2 separate regions of the Homo sapiens genome follow, and region 2 is linked to region 1. Evidence: chromatin loops called from intact Hi-C (ENCODE). Cell type or tissue: endothelial cell of umbilical vein. All regions are shown on one strand. Each heading gives the region's core, and the rest is flanking DNA. Links, peaks and the distances in the headings are about the cores only.

Evidence for each region. Hi-C counts contacts between places; a loop is a spot of excess contacts. Peaks named below come from ENCODE experiments on the same cell type or tissue, not always from the same donor. Only the 100,000 strongest peaks of a DNase experiment are listed, where the experiment ranks them.
Region 2: it touches region 1 in a loop (4-fold over the local background); 3 of 110 quality-filtered maps call a loop at or near these places.

The regions. Positions count from the first base shown.
Region 1 is chr4:48,693,039-48,704,230 of GRCh38, forward strand. The region is part of intron 2 of FRYL (FRY like transcription coactivator); the gene reads right to left. Among named protein-coding and RNA genes, the nearest start is that of FRYL, 82 kb to the right of the region's middle. In endothelial cell of umbilical vein, for the core only: no CTCF peak of the experiment used is centred there; DNase peaks (open chromatin) are centred at 5,573 and 7,083; H3K27ac peaks cover 3,230 bases.
Region 2 is chr4:48,747,123-48,758,314 of GRCh38, forward strand. All of the region lies in intron 1 of FRYL (FRY like transcription coactivator), which reads right to left. Among named protein-coding and RNA genes, the nearest start is that of FRYL, 28 kb to the right of the region's middle. In endothelial cell of umbilical vein, for the core only: no CTCF peak of the experiment used is centred there; DNase peaks (open chromatin) are centred at 5,379 and 5,779; H3K27ac peaks cover 1,519 bases.

The DNA of each region.
Region 1 (11,192 bases), core at 1,322-9,321:
GACCTATGTGGAATGCAGACACATACTGCCTGTTAAAAAATGCAAATGTCTTCCTTTTCTCCATGAGTACTTTAAAAGCTGTTAATTGGCCTTTTCACACCTTTTCTACTATTTCTTGGTACAATTGCTTGTCGGTATTTCTTTTTTCCACTTACTCCATTTAAGCTATCTCATTTTCCTTTATATCGCTCTAACATCCCATACACAAATTTAATTATCATAATTCAGTATATTCTTCAAAAAGGTTTTTAAGATTCTTCTTTATCTATCTAAAAACGGAAGTCCTTGTCTCTTACAAATGCATACTGAAGTATTTACAGGTGAAATGTTGTGACAAAGAAAATGACTCAAAAATAATTGGGACCTGCAGAAAGAGGGTGGGTAACAATGGTTTCATAAATGTTTGAGCTGAGGAATGGGCACCTGAGCATTTATTCTACTATTCTCCCCGTTTATTTTTTAATCCCTCTCAGTGGGAGAAAATTGTTTTTAAATTATATCTTTAAAAGAAGACATAAATATTAAAATAACAATCATGGTTTAGCTTCAACCGTTGATACAACAAAACAATAATTCAGCGATTTAAAAAAAAAAAAAAGACCAAAAATACTTAAGCCAAGTTCAAAAGTGAAGGAAACAACTACAGTATTTAGAATCTCTCAATTATATTTGCCAGTAATTCCCACAGATAAAAACATACTACAATGCATTTTTCCAAACCATGGCTTCAGCATACCATGCTGATTCTCCAAAACAATATTAGTATTTATATTGTGCATTACAAGAATACAATTAGGCCTCTGTATGTGCCCACATGAATATTTGATGAGGAGTTTTATTATGTACGAGTATTAAATAATCCAAATTCTCTTGGTGACTAAATCGCATCTTGGTACCAAGTTAGGCACATCATAAGCAATACCTACAGATTAACAGAGCCACCAAAGTGTTTTATTTTTGCCCAAAGGCTGCAAGGAAGACCAGCATAATGAAAAAATGATCTCACTGCATATTTTTTACTATCACAGGGAAATATCACCTGGTTTCTGGGTAGAAAATGCTTGACTTTGGTGTCAGGCATGACAGCAAGAGAGCACAGCAAAGAGATTAAGCTGCATATCTCGGGATGAAGAACAATGGCTGCTCTCCAGGTTTCAAGTGGGGGGTGGGAGGTGGAGGAGAAGACACATTAAAGATATGTTTTCTAAAATCTTTTCACTTCAATAAAAAAATACATTTAAAAAAGTATTTAAAAATTTAGAATACTTTTTTTTTTTTTGAGGCAGTCTTGCTCTGTTGCCCAGGCTGCAATGGAATGGCGCAATCTCAATTCACTACAACCTCTGCTTCCCGGGCTCAAGCAATTCTCCTGCTCAGCCACCTGAGTAGCTGGGATTACAGGCATGTGCCACTGCGCCCAGCTACGTTTTGTATTTTTAGGAGAGACAGGGTTTCACCATGTTGCCCAGGCTGGTCTTGAACTCCTGACCTCAGGTGATCCACTTGCCTCGGCCTCCCAAAGTGCTGGGATTATAGGTGTGAGCCACTGTGCCCAACCTATAATACATTTTTTAAAACCCAGTATACATATACACAATATAATATGATATATTGGAAATAATCTGCAATATGCTTTGGTAGTCTCTAACGTAATTACAGGAAAAACAAGTGTTATATTCTAGTCATTTCCCACTAAAATTATTTCTTGACTTCATAATTTGTAAATCCCTGGCCCAAAAAAACTGCCCCATGGCTGGACATGATAGCTCACTCCTGTAATCTCAGCACTTTGGGGGGCCAACGCAGGGGGATCACTTGAGCTCAGGAATCTGAGACCAGCCTGGGCAACATAGTGAAACCTCATCTCTAGTAAAAGTAAAAGAAGTCAGCTGGGCATGGTGGCACTAGCCTGTAGTCCCAGGCTAAGGTGAGAGGATCACCTAAGCTTGGTAGGTAGAGGCTGCAGTGAGCAGTGACTGTGCCCCTGCACTCTAGCCTGGGCAACAGAGTGAGACCCTGTTTCAAACAAACAAACAAACAAACAAACAAAAAATTGGCCCACATCTCCTGCTTACTGAGCAAAGGAGAAAATGCGTAAGAATCAGTGAACTACTGTTTAAACATACCCCTAAGAGAAGATAACCTCCAGAGTTTCTTCCTGTTCTAGAGCTCTGTGGTGCTGTAAGAGTTGCTCTGAGACTGTGATCCTCTAAAGGGTACATACATCATTACATCTCCCACAGAAACTAGAAAAGTGGTGTTCGGAAAAATAGAGTACTAAATAAAGATGTACTAGCTTCAACTGATAATGTGCAAACTACGCATATATGTAAAGGTCTCCGTCATTTAAAGGTAAGTTTTCCACGTATGATTACAGGTAAAAATCAATGCTACTATGTATCATTTGAAAATTCATAAGCATTAAGATGTTAACATATATTTACTGTAAATATATATATATATATTTGTATGTGGGTACAATGTATGACAAAATACATAAAACAAATGCCACAGAACAAATACTATTCTTGTTACTTTGTCCATAAATATAATAAACTGCAAAATTATGATATAGGCATGAGCAAAGACTTCATGATTAAAATGCCAAAAGCAATTGCAACAAAAGCAAAAATTGACAAATGGGATCTAATCAAACTAAAGAGCTTCTCTACATCAAAAGAAACTACCATCAGAGTGAACAGGCAACCTACAGAATGGCAAAACGTTTTTGCAAGCTACCCATCTGACAAAGGTCTAATATCCAGAATCTACAAGGAACTTAAACAAATTTACAAGAAAAAAACAACCCCATCAAAAAGTGGGCAAAGGATATAAATAGACACTTCACAAAGGAAGACATTTATGCAGCCAACAAATATATGAAAAACAGCTCAACATCACTGATCATTAGAGAAATGCAAATCAAAACCACAATGAAATACCATCTCACGCCAGTCACAATGGCGATGATCAAAAAGTCAAGAAACAATAGATGCTGGTGAGGCTGTGGAGAAATAGGAATGCTTTTACACTGTCGGTGGGAGGGTAAATTAGTTCAACCATTGTGGAAGACAGGGTGGCGATTCCTCAAGGATCTAGAACCAGAAATACCATTTGATCCAGCAATCCCATTACTGGGTATGTACCCTAAGGAATATAAATCATTCTACCATAAAGACACATGCACACATATGTTTACTGCAGCACTATTTACAATAGCAAAGACATGGAACCAACCCAAATGCCCATCAATGATAGACTGGATAAAGAAAATGTAGTACATATACACCATGGAATACCGTGCAGCCATAAAAAAGAATGAGTTCACGTCTTTTGTGGGGACATGGATGAAGCTAGAAGCCATCATCCTCAACAAACTAACACAAGAACAGAAAACCAAATACCGCATGTTCTCACTCATAAGTGGGAGTTAAACAACGAGAACACGTGGACACTGGAAGGGGAACATCACACACTGGGGCCAGTCAGCAGGTGGGGGGCAAGGAGAGGGAGAACACTAGGACAAATAGCTAATGCATGTGGGGCTTAAAACCTAAATGATGGGGGGATAGGTGCAGGACACCATTATGGCACACGTATACCTATACAACAAACCTACACGTTCTGCACTTGTATCCCGGAACTTAAAGTATAATAAAATATATATATACATAATCAAATTAAATTACTAACTTTTAGTTTCAATGGTATTATTTTTCTCCTGCCTGCTTAATGATACTATTATTAAGCAAGAAAATAAGAAAAAAAAAACATAAGCCCAGTATAAAAGAAAAATAACGATAAGAGATCTATCTATCTATCTATCTATCTATCTATCTATCTATCTATCTATCTATCACTTTCACAAGTCAACCATGATCAACAGCACTCTTAAATCCATCAGGTTTTGGCTCAAACAATCTCTGCTTTTGTCTTAAAATGAATAATTTTTCTCCAAAAAAAGTCAATTACAAGGTTTTTTCCTATATGCATCAAATTTCAATAAACTATTATGGTGTAACTGAAGAAGAAGAATAAAGGAAGCTACATCGAAGACTTGGAATTTTAAACCACAATAAAACCTTGTACACTAAGGATAATAAGGTCAATTCCTATATTTTTATATACTATAAAATACCATATGATACAGTAAAAGACATTTCTTATAACAGCCTGAAAATTATGACTCTTACTTTCTTTCCATTTTTACCTAAATTTTACCTAAAATTTCCATTCTTTTGAGGTTTTGACTTATTTGGAAAAAATCTAGAATTTTACCAAAATTAATATAATTTCAGATTTGTAAACAAGGGAAATGTTTACAAACTTTTTTTACTTCAAAAAATAATGTATTTTTACAGGTGCCAATTTTAAATCTCCAGCTCTAGTTTACATTTCTCACCTTTCTTGGATTTCTCAATGTTGATTATAAACTAACTAAAATGAAGCATACTTCTATTTTTATTTTTTGGGATGGAGTCTCACTCTGTCCCCCAGGCTGCGGTGTCTCAGCTTACTGCAACCTCTGCCTCCTGGGTTCAAGCAATTCTCCTGCCTCAGTCTCCTGAGTAGCTGGGATTACAGGTGCACGCCACCACACCCGACTAATTTTGTATTTTTAGTAGAGATGGGGTTTCACTATGCTGGTCACGCTGGTCTTAAACTCCTGACCTCAGGTGATCCACCCGCATGGGCCTCGCATGAGCCACCATGTCTGGCCCTAAAATGAAGCATACTTTTAAAAAGCTTCATAGAGAAGTACTTAAAGAAAAAAATGAAATAGAGAATTTGCATTGGCAAAGAAGAAATAAGAATGGTAATGATGAGGATAGTACAGAATGGGAATAGCATCTCTGGAGACTTTTCATTAAAGACCTGTTAGTGATCAAGTTGAAGGATACAATTGAACCAATTGATGTTGAGGCATTTCCACAGGCACAGGGAGACCTGCATTTAACATTTACTGGGGATCAACCTAAGCTCCAGGAATCTATACTCAGTGGCACTTACACACACAGCTGCTACCATCAAGGAGTTTACAGACAAGCTGGAAAGGAGACATGGGCAGTAGCATGTTTCAAGTGCTTTGAGAGAAGTTACCTAAATATGTTCAAGCTGCAACCAGGTACAAAGGAGACAGTCATCAACCTGAGTGGAGAAGGGAACAGGAAAGACTTCACTGAAGAAGTGGTGCTCACAGCTCCTGTTACCAGAAGACTTACTATAGCCACAATCTGTAACTACGCGAATGGGTTCTTGCCTCTCTTTGAGAAGCTAGCTAACTGATGACTTTTAAAAAGCTACATAAGTAACATATTCAGGTGTTAATAAACAAGATGTTTTTCCTGTAAGCCTCCCTGCCACAATTTCTCAATGTGACGTGATGGGCTCCAAAGCTGGATGCTATCACACACCCTCTGAGTTACACAACAGCTCCTGGCTCTGTCCCAAAAGTGGTTATCTTGGTATTGCCTCCTCCCCATGTTTGTGAAAGAAAATACTGTGCTGGGTGAGATTTACACTGATTGACAGTTCCTCTCGCTCTAGAAATGTATAAAGCATAATAAGCAGTTTATTCAGATCAACATCCTCTGTAGAGAAAATAACACATTTCCAAGTTAGTAACAAAACAACATTCCAAATTAGTTTGGTCACTATGGATGACCATATAGAACATGCCACCACAAAGCTTAATCCTTCACATTCCAGTACACATCCTGTAACTCTGAAAAAACATGCATATAAGAGTCAGTAGGCACCACCCCCACCCCAACCCCCACAAATAGGCTTTATTCTCCACAGTGGTTAAGTCAGTCTAAACAAGTAACAAATATAGGAGGGTAGAATTCAGAATTGGTTCACTGCACTCTAACAAATGGTGCCCTAGAAATCCAAGTTAATTAAATACCCATAACAACAGCAGCAACGACTAATTACCGAGAGCCTACTATGTGTGACCATCTAAGATGCTTCACATATGTTACTTCATTTTAACCCAAACCAGCCCATAATTTCAGTAAATGTTCAACTTTACAAATGTGGAAACTGACAAAGCTAATAAATGAACTGAAAAGTACTGTACCTCTGGATTATATTTTAAAGTATAAGCTGTTATATGGAGTTGAGATAAAATTCTCAAATTAAAATGCAATTATTTTCAATGGCTGTTTGGAAGATAAAATGCAATTATGATTTCAATATGTCCTTATATTGATTCTGAACCTCAGAACAGAAAAAGCTAGAGAACTCTCAAAAAGGATAACTAAACATAATTAACACATCATTTGCTTTAAATATTTCATGAAAACATAAGAGTTTGCCCTATCAAAAGTAAAAAATAGTGGGGGATGGGAAAGAGATCATACTGTGACCAACAAATCACAGAGATGCTTATTTGAAGACTAAATTCAATCCTCATCTGTTAATATCTTACTATTTAAAGTTCAATGAACAACTTCATAAAGGAAAGAGATTGTCCTTTGTTTCAGCCAAGATTTTTAAATCTTTAATCTAAAATACATGCTTCTCAAAGATGGATGCTAACAATTTAAACAAGGTGCTAATTCAATCAGTTGCACAATTCTGGCTCAGCAGTTTCTCTATTACAGGGAAAATGTGACAAAGTAAACAAGCCCTACCTGTGGTTTAACATGAAAATTCCCTCCACTCCACATAAATCGCCCTTCTTCTTCTGGGTCCCTACATGCCTCTTTTCCTTTTTCCTCCTCTATTTTGAGAGAATATTTGGCCCCTGGATCAGTTTACTGGTGTTCAGGGTCATCTGAATTGTATCTTTTGAATATTGTCTACAGATCCAGTTCCCAATCTAGATTTGCTACTACTCTTAAGAATTTTAACATACATTTAAATCATATTAAGCTAGATATTAATGTTAACTAGAATATTTATTAGAGTAAAGCAAAAAGACAAAAAAAATTTAAGTGCTCTAAAAACCTAACACCAGGTATAGTATAATAAAGGAACAGAGTCCGACTGCCTATCGAGCACTGCACTAGGCAGTGAGAGACACGAATGATGAATAAGACACCACCTACCACCTTAAGGAATTTGTGGTGTGGTGTGACTCACCCAGCTAGCTCTATACTGTCTCAGAAGGAGATTGTGGTAGAAAGTTCTAATACGGTACAAATGCAGTTATTACAGAAAAACAAAAGATTTTTTTTTAATATATCAGGCTTCTGAATTAATGCCATGATTATATTTGAAGCTGTAATACTCACGTAGAACTTAAAATGAGAGGGGAAATAAGACACCGGGAGGGCAAAGTGAGACACTGGGTCATTTCTCCCACCTCATCAGGTTTTTTTCACCATCACTACTAGTTACATAAATCCTACGTGAAATGCAGTATTTTACTTATGACAATTTTACATTTTAAGCCTTTCATAAACCTGTCAAACCATGAGCTACAATGAATATTTTTGCTTTTATAGATTCTCAGTTTTAAAAATAGTAACTTTCAGCTAGACACAGTGGTCACGCCTGTAATCCCAGTACTTGGGGAGGCTGAGGTGGGAGGATCACTTGAGCCCAGGAGTTCAAGACCAGCCTGGGCAACATAGTAAGACCCCATCTCTAAAAAAAATCAAAATCCTAGCCAGGCATGGTGGTGTGTGTTTGTAGTCCCAGCTACTTGGGAGGCTGAGGTGGGAGGATCGCTTGAGCCCAGGAGGTCAAGGCTGCAGTGAGCTATGATTGCACCACTGCACTTCAGCCTGGGTGACAAAGCAAGACCCTGACTCAAAAAAATTAAATTAAAAAAAAAAAAAAACTTTCATCACTCCAAACTAAATGCATTATAATTGAAGCTTACTGTACCAAATAATTTCACTCTTACCTGTAAGTACTTGCCCTAGTTACTGTTTCAAAGTAATTTTTAAAAAAAACTTAAAATCACATTGCAGAAACTAGACTCAAGGTGCTTATTTAATCTTAGGCAAGCTCATTTAAAAATTCCATTAAGATACTTCTACCTTAAAATAATACAACCAAAATAGTTTTCATTAGTTAATATTATTGAAACACCAAAACTGTTAAATGTGACTTTAGAAAATTGACTTTTAAATGGGTTTAAAAGGTTTAGTTTCTACTATATTTCAGATAACAAAAATTCAGTATAGGACCAAAATTATTATCATCGCCCAACTCTTTTATTGCATCAATATGTATTAGGAGACAAAAACAACTATTTAATTCAAGAGGTGATCCAAAGAAACTAAAAGTTAGATTAATATCTGTAAAGTCATATCCACAACAAATCTGTAAAAACCCCATTTCCAATGTAATTTCAGAGAAATGATTTCATATGAGAAGGCAACACAATGTATGCAGTATAGTTACACAATACTAAGCCACAGTTACCCACACAAAATCACTTAACCTCATTTATAGGAAGAAAAGGAGAGGAAAAAGAAGGGAGTGAAGGAAAAATTGAATAAGAGAGAGACAGAAGGAAACCTGTAAGGATTTTTAAAAAGAGAGTATATGAAATCATTTTGCAAGTTGTAGGCAGTAAATAATATTAGTACCCTTCCCTTTACAAAAGAAACATGCTGGCTGGCGCTGATCTATTAACAAAATCAAGTATGAGAATCAAGTAAACTAATCCTTGTCAATAGACAGACTATTACATTTACTCTAGAAAGATACACGCTAAGAAGTCAGCTAAGCGGACAATGAGTCCAAAGGTATCTCAGATAAAAGCAGAGGTGCATTCAAATACCTACACATTCATTATTTTATTGACCATTTTCTGCTACCTGGCGATCAAATATTTAATGCCCTGAATATGCCATTACCCCCAGTAAGTCATAAGAACTCTAATATCGTCATACTGTCTTATAAACATATTTTTGTCAACCCAATATACAGAATATAAGCATTATTTGATGTGCACTGAACTATAAAAGCTGCTTCAAACAGCAAGTAACATTCTTCTGTTTCTAAATGAGGTTACTCCCAAAAGTTCTATTCAAAATTTTATAAAATTATACTTGAGACTTCCTTCTTTTATAAGAAATTTGAATGACTGATCCACCACATGGAATGCTCCCTAATCTCATACAATTCAACGTATATCTACTGGGTTCCTATCAGTTTTAAAAATAAAAAATAGGCCAGGTATGGTGGCTCATGCCTGTAATCCCAGCACTTTGGGAGGCTGAGGCGGGCGGATCACCTGAGGTCAGGAGTTCGAGACCAGCCTGGCCAACATGGTGAAACCCTGTCTCTGCTAAAAATACAAAAACTAGCCAAGCATGGTGGTGCATGTCTGTAATCCCAGCTACTCAGGAGGCTGAGGCAAGAGAATCGCTTGAACCCTAGAGGCGGAGGTTGCAGTGAGTCGAGAATGTGCCACTATACTCCAGCCTGGGTGACAGGGTGAGACTCTGTCTCAAAAAAAAAAAAAAAAAAAAAAAAAAAAAAAAAAAAAATGCTGGGCGCGGTGGCTCACGCTTGTAATCCCAGCACTTTGGGAGGCCGAGGCAGGCGGATTACGAGGTCAGGAGATCGAGACCATGGTGAAACCCCGTCTCTACTAAAAATACAAAAAATTAGCCGGGCATGGTGGTGGGCTCCTGCAGTCCCAGCTACTCGTAGAGGCTGAAGCAGAATGGTGTGAATCCGGGAGGCGGAGCTTACAGTGAGAGGAGATCGGGCCACTGCACTCCAGCCTGGGCGACAGAGCAAGACTCCGTCTCAAAAAAAAAAAAAAAAGAAAAAGAAAGAAAAGAAAAAATACATAATTTCTTTGTACTCCAAATAAATACATGAATATTTCTCAACATAAACTATGATAAATCTTAGAATTGACACAGCAAAAGAAAACTGAGTATATGTTGAGTTAAAAAAAATTAATCTTGGGATCTAAGAAGGATCAGAGAATAGTGGGGGTTGGTGGAGAAGAGAGGTACAGATGTCATGATGGAAGATCGGAGATGAGCTAAGAAAAGAGGCAGAAAAGTACCCATCTTGGCTGCCCAAAGAAAGTTGTCTCAGGAGAGCAGATCTTGAAACCTAAAGAAAATGATAAAAGCTTCAATACCAGATGGGATCTCATTCTTCCACAATCATAGAACCACCGTAAGTTTTTGAGAAAGGAAGTGATATGAACAGACTGTTGACTCTAAAAGTTGTCTTCTGAAGCAGACTAGATGGGGAATAGGGACTAAGACAGTATGGGACCAATTTTTAAAAATCTATCCCAGTAGTCAAGAGAGGGAATGAACAAAATCCTGAATTAGAACTGAAAGAATTTTATAACTGAACAAATAGGCACCATCACCTTTCACAATTACTACAACAGTCTGCTAACCAGCTCCTGACTGACTTCTACGTGACCCCCTCCAATGGATTACCCCTGCCACAGCCAGAGTGATCTCTTTACAAAGCAATCAGATGATATCTCAGGCCCCTCAATCCCTTCTCCCTGCATGCCAGCTAAACTGGTCTTTTCATTTCCTAGAAGTCCAACTTCGTTTCTGCCTCAGGATCCTTTTACACACTGTTTCCTATGTCTGGAAGCTGCCACACTGACTTTTTTCCACCAAGCTAATCCTAAACATCCTTCAAATCTTAGCTTAAGTGTCATTTTCTCAAAGAGGCAACTCACAACCTCTCCAATGTAATAATGTGTCCCCACTTTTACATTCTCTCTTAGAATTCTTAACCACATATTTAGACATAGTTTGTGTATTTGTGGAACACCTACTCCCCTCTTAGACCATTCCCTGAGAGCTAGGATTATACTATTTGCCACTAGTGCCTAGCCTGTACTTGAAACCCGATAGGTACTCAACAAATACTTGTTGAATAAATAATGAATAAATAATAAATAAAGTCAAAAAGGTCACTTCAATTTCTCATCTGGGAAAATGGCAATACCATTACCTGATAAAGGGAACACAGGTTTGTGGATAAAGTCACATTCTATCTAAAGCATGTTGAACTTGAAAAAATAATGAAATAGGTCTGACGTGTACAAGTGGAGACACTAAATGTGGAACAATCACTTATCCAAAAGAATAAATGTAACATTAATGAAAAAGAATGAGGAAAAAATGAAGCCAGTTGAAAGCAGAACAGAGAATACCTCTGTTTAACAGGAAAAAGAAAACAAAGACAAGAGATTGGTATTTCTAATGTGTAAAGAGCTTATAAAATAAAAAACA
Region 2 (11,192 bases), core at 1,127-9,126, 54 kb after region 1:
GAGAGAGGGAGGTTCCCTCAAACAAATATATTTCCCCTATCCCCCCCCAAAAAAAGATTCCAGGAAGAGAAGTAACAACATTCTTGCATTTGTAATTCATATGCTGAGGACTTAATAAACAAGACAGTACTTGTTGGAGATAATTTTAAAGTGAGTGATAAGGGGAAAAAATCAACAAAGGTTATTTCCCAAGAAATGGAAAAAATCCTCAAGAGTGAGGATTGTCTGGAAATATTTTTCTCACCTAAAACAAAAACTGGTACTGGTGTAAACAGGATGCCAGATGTGAAGAAAGCAGGCATGATAGAATATTACTTTTACAATTATTTTATTCAAATTTATATTTTATTCAGATTAAAAACAATCAATATATGAATTCATAATCTATTTCTTGATACATCAGCAATATGGACTTTACCAAAGATCATCTCATTAACTTGAGGAAAAATAAAATAAAACAGGATGAATTCAATTCATAAAAGTTGTGAAGAATCCTGATAGATTTTTGACAAGACAGTTTTTTTGACAAGGTAGAGTTCTACCTCATCTGGCTCCAATTCCAGTTGTTCCCACATATCTTTCCAAATCATGTTTTCAGCTTTGGTTGCCATTAAAACAAAACGGTGAAATTGTTGGGAAATAAAAAATAGCATATGTATTGCTATATCAAAGAAATGGCCACAATCTCAACTTAAACCAGTCTTCCCATGAAAATTTACTCATAAATTCCATGCTTATAAAAAAGGGATAATAAAAGTGCTATTTTAAGAGGGTTTCATGAAGATTAAGAATGTTGCGAGCCCTGTGTGAGGATGGGCTTATTTAAAAATATTAAGCATCAGGCCAGGCGTGGTGGCTCACGCCTGTAATGCCAGCACTCTGGGAGGCTGAAGAGGGCAGATCACTTAAGGTCAGGAGCTTGAGACCAGCCTGGCCAACATGGGGAAACCCTGTCTCCACCAAAAATAGAAAAATTAGCTGGGTGTGGTGGTGTGTGCCTGTAGTCCCAGCTACTTGGGAGGCTGAGGCAGGGGGATCATTTGAACCTGGGAGGCAGAGGCTGCAGTGAGCTGAGACCACATCACTGTACTCCAGCCTGGGCAACAGAGCGAGACTCCGTTTCAAAAAAAAAATACTTAAATAAAAATTATATATATGCATCAAATTGGACTCTGACATCCATTCGCCACTCCTGTAAAAATAGAACTCCGAAGTTATAGCTATAGATATAGCTAGCCACCTGAACATTACGTTTCCCAGCTTTCCTTATAATTGTTTATGGCAATATGACAATGTTTTGGCCAAGCAAAGATAAAAAGTGCAGGTTGGCATCTGGGAAGGAGCACATGTGCCCTCCTGGCCGGGATCTCTTTCCTCCTTTTTCCTCCTTCCTCCTGACTGAACACAACAACTGCCCAGACACGGAAGACACATGTTAACTACATCAGTTATCCCTCCACCTTTCCCCAGCTACAGATGGGAAGTAGATACTTATCTTGTTTAAGCCACATAAAAAGAAAAAAAATAAAAACCAAGCATCAACTGTGTGTCAGGCACTGTCCTGGGCAGTTGAGATGTATCAATGAACAAAACAGATGCAAAATCCTGCCCTCATGAAGCCCAACTGCTAACAGCAGGAGACAATAAACAAGATATTATAGTAAGTAGATTGCGAAGCTATCAGAAGAAAAAGTAGGTAAGAATCATGCAGTGGCCAAGTGTGGGAGATGGCGTAGGGGTTGCAATTTTTAAGTAGTCAGAATACAAGTTGTCAAAAAACTTGACATTTCAACACAGATTGGAAGCAAGAGAGTCATCCAGGTGGACATCAGGAGTAAGAACATTCTAGCCACAGGAAGGGTCAAGGAAGGCCCGAAGTGGAAACATATCTGGCATATTACAGCAACAGCAAGGCGATAAGCAACATCATAACAGATGAGCAAGGAAACGGTAGGGGAAAAGGTCAGAAAGGCCGAGAGGGGCCAGCTCAGGTAAGGCCTGTAGACAACTGCACTCCGAGGTAAGGAGGGAACCCACTGCAGGGCGGAGAGCAGGTAATGTGATCCACCATACATTTGAAAGAATCACTCCGGCTACTGAAACTAACAGAGAAGCACAGAAGCAGGGAAACCTCTGGCTATATTTGTGACTTAAGTGTTAGCAAAACTCTTGTCTTTCAGCATGAGAAATTGGGCTTGGATTCAGTTTAACCCAGCTATCAGCTCTGTTCCCGTGGAAACCATACAGGCAGAATGTCAGCTATGTTACTAGGCAACACTGCTTATGGTAAAAATGACCCACTGGTAAACTGCGAAAGGACTGGGAGGAACTATAAATACCTGTGCTGGCCATAGCTTAGGGCTTCTCTTAGTGTGAGGACTCCTGTAATTTGCCATGTGCCTTGTCGGGATCCTGGAAGCTCATGGTTGTCAAGCAAAATAATGACTTGCGGAGGATGGGGCTCCTAAGCCATGTTAGTGATATACCCACTCATGTGAGCCTCATTACTCACACCTGGGATTCACCCAGAAGCAGGCAGTGGCATAGAGAATGTTCTGGCTGTTCTCTTTGTGGACTGCTACAAGTACCCCCACCAAAGAGAAGACCTGGAGCTTCCCTGATGGCAAGCCGTGTTTCCTGTCCCATATCCTCCCAAGTGAATCTGATGTCAAATGTGGTCTGTGGCAATCCAAAGGTCTGTCTAGTTGAGCCCTAAGAAACCTCCCTGGGCCAGGCACAGTGGTTCATACCTGTAACCCCAGTACTTTGGGAGGTCAAAGCAGGAGGACCACTTGAGGCCAGAAGTTCAAGAGCAGCCCAGGCAAAATAGTGATGCCCTGTCTTTATAAAAAATTTTTAAAATTAGCCAGGCATGGTAGTATGAACCTATAATCCCAGCTACTCAGGAGGCTGAGGCAGGAGAATCACTTCATCCCAATAGTTCAAGGCTACAGTAAGCTGTGATCATACCACTGCACTCCAGCCTGGTTGATAGAACAAGACTCCATCTATTAAAAAAAAAAAAAAAAAAGAAAGAAAAAGAAAAAAAAGGAAGAGGCTGGGCTTAGTGGCTCACGCGTATAATACTAGCACTCTGGGAGGCCGAGGCGAACAAATCGCTTGAGTCCAGGAGTTCGAGATCAGCCTGGGCAACATGGGGAAACCCCATTTCTACAAAAAATACAAAAATCTGCCAGGCGTGGTGGCATGTACCTATAGTCCCACCTACTTGGGAGGCTGAGGCAGGAGCATTGCTTGAGCCTGGGAGGTTGAGGCTGCAGTGAGTTGAGATTACACCACTGCACTCCAGCCTGGGTGACAAAGTCAGATCCCATCTCAAAAAAAATAAAAATAAAAAAAGAAATAAAAGAAAAATAAAAGTCTCTGGGTAGGCACTGTTCTATTGCAGTACCCCAGGCAAGCAATGGTAGCAGCTTGGAAGAGGATGCTAGCAGTGCAAATAATAAAAGTGGTAAGACTGTAAATATAATTAAAAGAAGGAGCCTATAGGATCTTCTAACGAACTGAATGTGGGATGTGAGAGAAAGAGAAGAGTTACGGATAATTGCAAGATTTTTGGCCCAAGCAACTAGAAAGATGAAACAAAAAATTATGGAGAGGGAGCTGGGGATCAAGAGTTCAATTTGACAAGTTAATCTTGAGTTGAGAGTCATTCTTCATTTCACTTTTCCCCCTATGACCCAAGATGGCTACAGCAGCTCCAATTATCATGAGCTTACATTACTATATCCAAAAGGAGTATACCTTATAAATTCAAGGAAACCAGACTCCCAGCAGACTTCCCTTGTGTATCACTATACCTGAACCAATCATTGGCAAGGGGAATGGAACTGACTTCAGGCTGAGCAACACTTACAGTTGCCCCTTGGGACTGAGGGGCACGTGAAACATACAAGCACTAAATGCCTAGATAAAATTAGCAAAAGAAAGAGAAGAATTACTAATAGGCACAATATCTGTTAGAAAGGCCAAGGGTATTAGATGGACAATCCACACAGATACTAAAATCATCCCAAATAAAAGAAGATCAGTAATAAAGTACAGGTACAAAATAAGATAGGGAATCAGCTTAAAAATGAATGAGAGGAAATGACCTCCCCTCTATTCTATGAAAAAAAAATCTAGACAATTTCTATGAAATTTCACAATGATGAAGATTTAAAATAATTTGAGAGGAATAAAACATGAATTAAGAATCTGACTAAAATCAGAAACTCTCAACTGTAGAAGACAGAGAGCACTGTCTGAAAAATTTCCAAAGTAAAATAATTTGGCTTAAACTTATATATCCCAAATGATTAAACAAGTGAGAAGGCAGAATAAAGGCATGTCCAGGACATCATTTCGGGGAGTCCTTTAGCAAAACAAGGATGGAAACCAATGAAGTCTGACAAGAGATACAAAAGAAACAGTGGAAATAATCCAAGAGTAAAATGAAAAAGAAGTCCCAGAATGGCAGCTGTGCAGCAGGAATAGACAATAATTCATCCCATTAACACAGAAAACTAGTGAGTTCCATGAAAGGAAAAAAGGAATGGATTATGTTCAAAAGACAGAATAATTAAGAAGCTGCCTTAATGACAGGAATGCATATTTCAATTAAAAATAAAAGACATACAACAGAAAACTGCAGCAGAATATTGCTGGTTGTATATCCACAGCCTTCCTCCCTTATGCCTTGCTAAAGAGATTCAATTTTTTTTTTTTTTTGGTCACCTGATTTCCTAAGCACCTGATTAGGAGCCCCTCCCCCAGACCCATGGGATGAATCCCACAGGTCTGAAGTAATCCTGAAAATCCCATTCTCCTTTGCCAGTGATTGGTTTAAACCAACGAAACATACAGGAAAGTCATCTGGGAAGCTTCTTGAAAGACTTTCCTCAATGATAAGATGAGAGATCTGATGCGGGGTGTGGGGGATTTGCCATAAAGAACGTTATTGGGCAAATAGTGAATGTGAATATGGACTATATACTGGACAATAGTATTATATCGTAGTGGATGTGGAGGTGCACCACTCACATCCAAAAGACTCACTGGCAGGTGTGAGAAGGATGGGTAAACTGAGAGCTCTAGCTGTTAGCTTTATTTATGTTGGCATTAGTTTTCAAAAGACTTGCACATTCTTTGGACAGCCTCCAGCTATCTTATAACTAAGAAAGGTAGTGGTATAGACCAATTTCTGCCCAATGAGAAGCTCCTCTAATGAACCATCTTGACTCCGGATCTGCCCCTGGAGCTGGCAGACAAAGTATAATCACAATCTGATAGTCTCATCTGTCCAACCCTGCTTCCTCCTTTTACTTTTGTGCAATTGTAATTCTGCCTTGGCATTTGCTTCAACAATTAACAATGAATGTTACATTTCCTGAATTTAATCATCGTTCCATGAATGATCACATTGATAAAGTCCTTTTTCTCTGGTGATATGTGCTGAAGTATTTAAGGTAAAGAGTCATGATATCTGTAAGTCTCTCAAAAGATTCACCAAGATAAAAACTCTAGATATACATCCAGTTATATAGGCAAAGATAAAGAAAAAAGCAACATGATAAAATGTTTATAACTGATGAATATAGGTGAAAGCTAGACAAGAGTTCACATTACTATTGTCACAACTTTTCTGTAAGTTTTAAAGTTTTTCAAAAGTATGTTTACAAAAGGGGAAGATCCAGAAGCAGCAGCCCCCACCTTCTATTCCCTTCTTCCTGCCTTTTAGCACAATGTGAGAAACAGATGCTGGGAGCTGCAGCAGCTACTAGCAGTAAGAGAAGGCCAGGGAAATCAGGTGGCGCCTATCGTTGGAGTCCGTTAATTGCAGCCAAAAACAACTGAAATGATTAGGTGGTTGAGGGGTCGGGGGGAGTGAGCAGGGCAGAAGGGGAGGAGGAATTATTCAAGAACGTCATAATTCAAGTGTGGAAAAAAACATGACATGATTTTTAACAACTGATGGATTGCAGGGAAAGAAAATCCACTGACCTTGCTAATAAGAGATCTTCTTTCTATTGGCACAGGATCATGACATTAAACAAGTAGAGAAGGATGTGCCTAAAACTTACTACTCAGCTCTACAATGAGTATTTACATAAAAAATTTAGGCTCAATATAAAAATAAAGCACCAGTGACTTCAAAGTTACAGAAGTCATGTTTACAAGCTTGTCAGTATAAAAGGTACAACTGAGAGAAGTTAGGGGGGAAGGTGGAGAAAAGAAGGATTTCAATTTGAGTCCCTTCACAAGACTAGGAATCTCCTCTGAACATATTCTAGGTGACTCATTTTTTAACTGTTGTTATTGCAATATAATTCATATACCATAAAATTCACCAATTTAATCATCATTTTAATTGGGCTCTTTATCTTTTTATTACTGAGTTGTAAGAGTTTTCTCGGTACAAGTCCCTTATTAGATATGATTTGCAAATATTTTCTCCCATTTTCACTTTCTTGATAGTCTCCCTTTGAAGCACAAAAGTTTTTAATTCTGATGAAATCCAATTTATGTCTAATATTTAATCTTCTGTTGTCTGTGCTTTTGGTGTCTTATTTAAGAAAGTTTTGCCTAACCCAAAGTCAACCAAGATTTGCTCATATTTTTTAAGAACTTTATAATTTTAACTTTCTCATTTAGGTCTATGATCCATTTTGTTCATTTTTATGTATGGTATGAGAAAATAACCCAAATTCATTCTTTTGCATGTGGAAATCCAGATGTCTCAGTATCGTTTGTTGAACAGATCCCGCATTTCCCCCACTGAATTGTCTTGGTGCCCTTGCCCAAAAAAAATGTTTAGTTAAAAAAAATTCAAGGGACCATAAATGTAAAGACTTATTTGTAAACTCTCAATACTATTTAATTAATCTATATGTATTGACACTTTTTAAAAACTAAGGTAAAATCCACTAACCATCTTAAAGTGTGCAATTGAGTGGCATTAAGTACATGCATTATATTTTACAACCAACACCTCTATCTCTTTCCAAAACATTTTCATCACCCCAAAAGGAAACCCCATACACATACTAAGCAGTCACCATTCTTCCTTGTTGCTGGTAACCACACCACAAATTTGTGTCTCTATGGATTTACCTGTTGTGGATACTTCATATCAATGGCATCATACAATATGTGATTTTTTTTTAAAGGTTCATGCACTTTATAATAGTTAGTACTTCATTTTTATGGCTGAATAATACTCCATTGCATGGACATACCATATTTCGGTTATTCATTCATCAGCTGATGGACATTTGGGTTGTTTCTACATTTTAGCTAACGTAAATAAGGGTTGCTATAAACATTCATATACAAGTGTTTGTTTGAATACCTGTTTTCAGTTATCTGGGAGTATATACCTAGGGTAGAATATTTGAGTCATATGACAATTTCACATTCAACTGAGAAGCCACCCAACTGTCTTCCACAGCATGTGCACCACTCTCCATTCCCACAAGCAATGTGTAAGGTTCCAATTTCTCCATATCTTCATTCACACTTGTGATTTTCTGGGGTTTTTTTGGGGTTTTTTTTTTTTTTTTTAAATGAGAGTCTCACTCTGTTGCCCAGGCTGGAGTGCAGTGGCATGATCTTGGCGCACTGCAGCCTCCGCCTCAGCCTTCCAAGTCGCTGGGACTACAGACATGAGCCACCATGCCTTGCTAATTTTTGCATTTTTAGTAGAGATGGGGTTTCACCATGTTGGCCAGGCTGGTCTCAAACTCCTGACCTCAGGTGATCCACCCGCCTTGGCCTCCAAAAGTGCTGGGATTACAGGCGTGAGCCACTGCACCCGGCCCTGAATCGTTTTCAATTGTGACAACTGGAACTGAACACAATACCCTGGGTGTAGCATTGTGTACAGAACTGTGTACATTGCAGAATAATGTAAGACTAGCACTCTCCCTCTTCTCAACCTCCTCCTTCTATTAGTCTAGACTATGATTCTGTGAAGCCATCTGGTAGTCACATGTTATATCCAAATTGAGTTTATTAATTAAAATATTGACGTTGTTTATATTCAGTCACATCTCCCTCACCCTTGTAACTGTGCAGTTGGTTTTTTAACCCATGTATGAAACTTCACATCCAGCTCCACACTAAGTTATCCCATTAGCCATGGCCCACTATTTCACTCAGAAATACTATTTCCATTAAGTTAACCCTAGAAAATTCATTTCTTCCAGAAATTTGATACACATAGCCTCAACATTTTCATTCACATCATTACAAAAAATAGACAGTGAATTTCCACATGCCACTAGAAATTTCTCTCCAGTTGTCACCAATTCATTACTCATTAACTTTTGAGGTATGCCTCAACCAATCACATTTCTACCTAATTGTATGGTCATCCAGCCAACATTATTCAGCTGACATTATCCCCCTTGTCAGAGAGAAACGTTGCAAAATCTCCAGCTGAAATCCAGTTATACTGTACCTTATATGTTCTCCTGACCCACACTCTAATAATCCTCTCTAAAAACAAGGCTAACCTAATTGTCTTTATTGAGGCCATGTGATACTTTTCTTTAAAAATGTAATCAAAGCCAATGTTTTTGGTACATAAAGCACAATGACCTTAGATTAGATCATACTAGGCTTCAAAACATACTGAGATTTTTATTCCAACATTAAAATAAAAAAAACAGTATGTATCACTCAAGGCAACACAAGGAACTATCTCATGCATTCTACTTGAGACTATCAAGACAAATGTGTCAATTTATTGCAACTTAAGTTTATAATTTGTTTAAATTCTACAAGTCTGTCCTCAACATCAAAAATTCAATTAAAAAAAAAAAAGAGGCCAGGTTTGGTGGCTTATGCCACCAAATCCCAGAACTTTGGGAGGCCGAGGGAAGAGAACTGCTTGAGCCCAGGAATTTGAAAACAGCCTGGGCAACACAGGGAGACCTCATCTCTATAAAAAATGAAAAATTAGCCATGCGTGGTGGCACATGCCTGTAGTCCCAGGTGCTCAGGAGGCCGAGGCGGGAAGAATTGGTTGAGCTGGGAGGTCAAGGCTGCAGTGAGCCAAGATTGCACCACCACACTCCAACCTAGGCAACAGAGCAAGACTTTGTCTCAAAAAAAAAAAAAAAAGGTTCCCCCATGTGTTTCCCAAAATACAATTTAATTGGTAAACTTTTGTTTCCAATAATGTAGATTTTATTAAAACCAATTTCTGTAATTCCTTTAAGAGCACATTCCTCACTCAAATCACTCTCACAACACTGTCAGATATTGTTCCAGTCTAAAATGACCTCTATTTTGCCCTTCCTGTGATACCTACTGTCTCTGCCACTCACTCTGACACTAAGCCATCTGTTGTTTGGTATTTGTTGCTTGTTAACTGTCTGATAATTTGCTAATTGTCTACAATTGGATCCTTCAGAGAAGTGACCCCTCTCATACTATTCTAACTTTACCACAACCAACATAGTGTTTATTAGAAGACACGCACTCAAATACTTACAGTAATTTATATCAAATATAATAAATCCAATGAAGAATTAAAATTGACAGGAGAAGTAGCTCATGCCTGTAATCCCAGCACTTTGGGAGGTGGAGGTGGCAAGTTTGCTTGAGCTCATTAGTTCAAGACCAGCCTAGGCAACACAGTAAGACCCTGTCTCTACAAAAAATTTAAAAAGTCCCCAGGTGTGGTGGCACACGCCTGTAGTCCAAGCTACTTGGGAGGCTGAAGTGGGAGGACTGCTCAAGCCCAGGAGGTTGAGGCTACAGTGAGCCATGATTGCGCCACTGCACTCCAGCCTGGGCTACGGAGTGAGACTCTGTCTCTAAGGTGAAAAATCATCTGATACCTCCGAAGACATTTAAGGTTGTCTAGTTCATCTGGGTGACTGTAGTGTGGTGACTAATAGGGAAAGCAGGCTCAAGCTGAGGACTCCCCAAGACAAGGCAGCTCTGTGCATATTCCAAGGTAGTGGGAAAGAAAAAGAAACAGAAATGAACTGAAAATGAAAGGTGAAGAAAAATGTAAAAGAAACAGGCTGCTGCATTCCCTTTGAAAACTGGCACAAGACAAGGATGCCCTCTCTCACCACTCATATTCAACATAGTGTTGGAAGTTCTGGCCAGGGCAGGAGAAGGAAATAAAGGGTATTCAATTAGGAAAAGAGGAAGTCAAATTGTCCCTGTTTGCAGATGACATGACTGTATATTTAGAAAACCCCATTGTCTCAGCCCAAAATCTCCTTAAGCTGATAAGCAACTTCAGCAAAGTCTCAGGATATAAAATCAATGGGCAAAAATCACAAGCATTCCTATACACCAATAACAGACAAACAGAGAACCAAATCATGAGTGAACTCCCATTCACAATTGCTTCAAAGAGAATAAAATACCTAGGAATCCAACTTACAAGGGATGTGAAGGACCTCTTCAAGGAGAACTACAGACCACTGCTCAATGAAATAAAAGAGGATACAAACAAATGGAAGAACATTCCATGCTCATGGGTAGGAAGAATCAATATCGTGAAAATGGCCATACTGCCCAAGGTAATTTATACATTCAATGCCATCCCCATCAAGCTACCAAAGACTTTCTTCACAGAATCGGAAAAAACTAAAGTTCATATGGAACCAAAAAAGAGCCTGCATCGCCAAGACAATCCTAAGCCAAAAGAACAAAGCTGGAGGCATCATGCTACCTGATTTCAAACTATACTACAAGGCTACAGTAACCAAAACAGCATGGTACTGGTACCAAAACAGAGATATAGACCAATGGAACAGAACAGAGCCCTTAGAAATAATACCATGCATCTACAACCATCTGATCTTTGACAAACCTGACAAAAACAAGAAATGGAGAAAGGATTCCCTATTTAATAAATGGTGCTGGGAAAACTGGCTAACCATATGTAGAAAGCTGAAACTGGATCCCTTCCTTACACCTTATACAAAAATTAATTCAAGCTGGATTAAAGACTTAAATGGCAGACCTGAAAGCATAAAACCCTAGAAGAAAACCTAGGCAATACCATTCAGGACATGGGCATGGGCAAGGACTTCATGTCTAAAACACCAAAAGCAATGGCAACAAAAGCCAAAATTGACAAATGAGATCTAATTAAACTAAAGAGCTTCTGCAAAAGAAACTACCATCAGAGTGAACAGGCAACCTACAGAATGAGAGGAAAT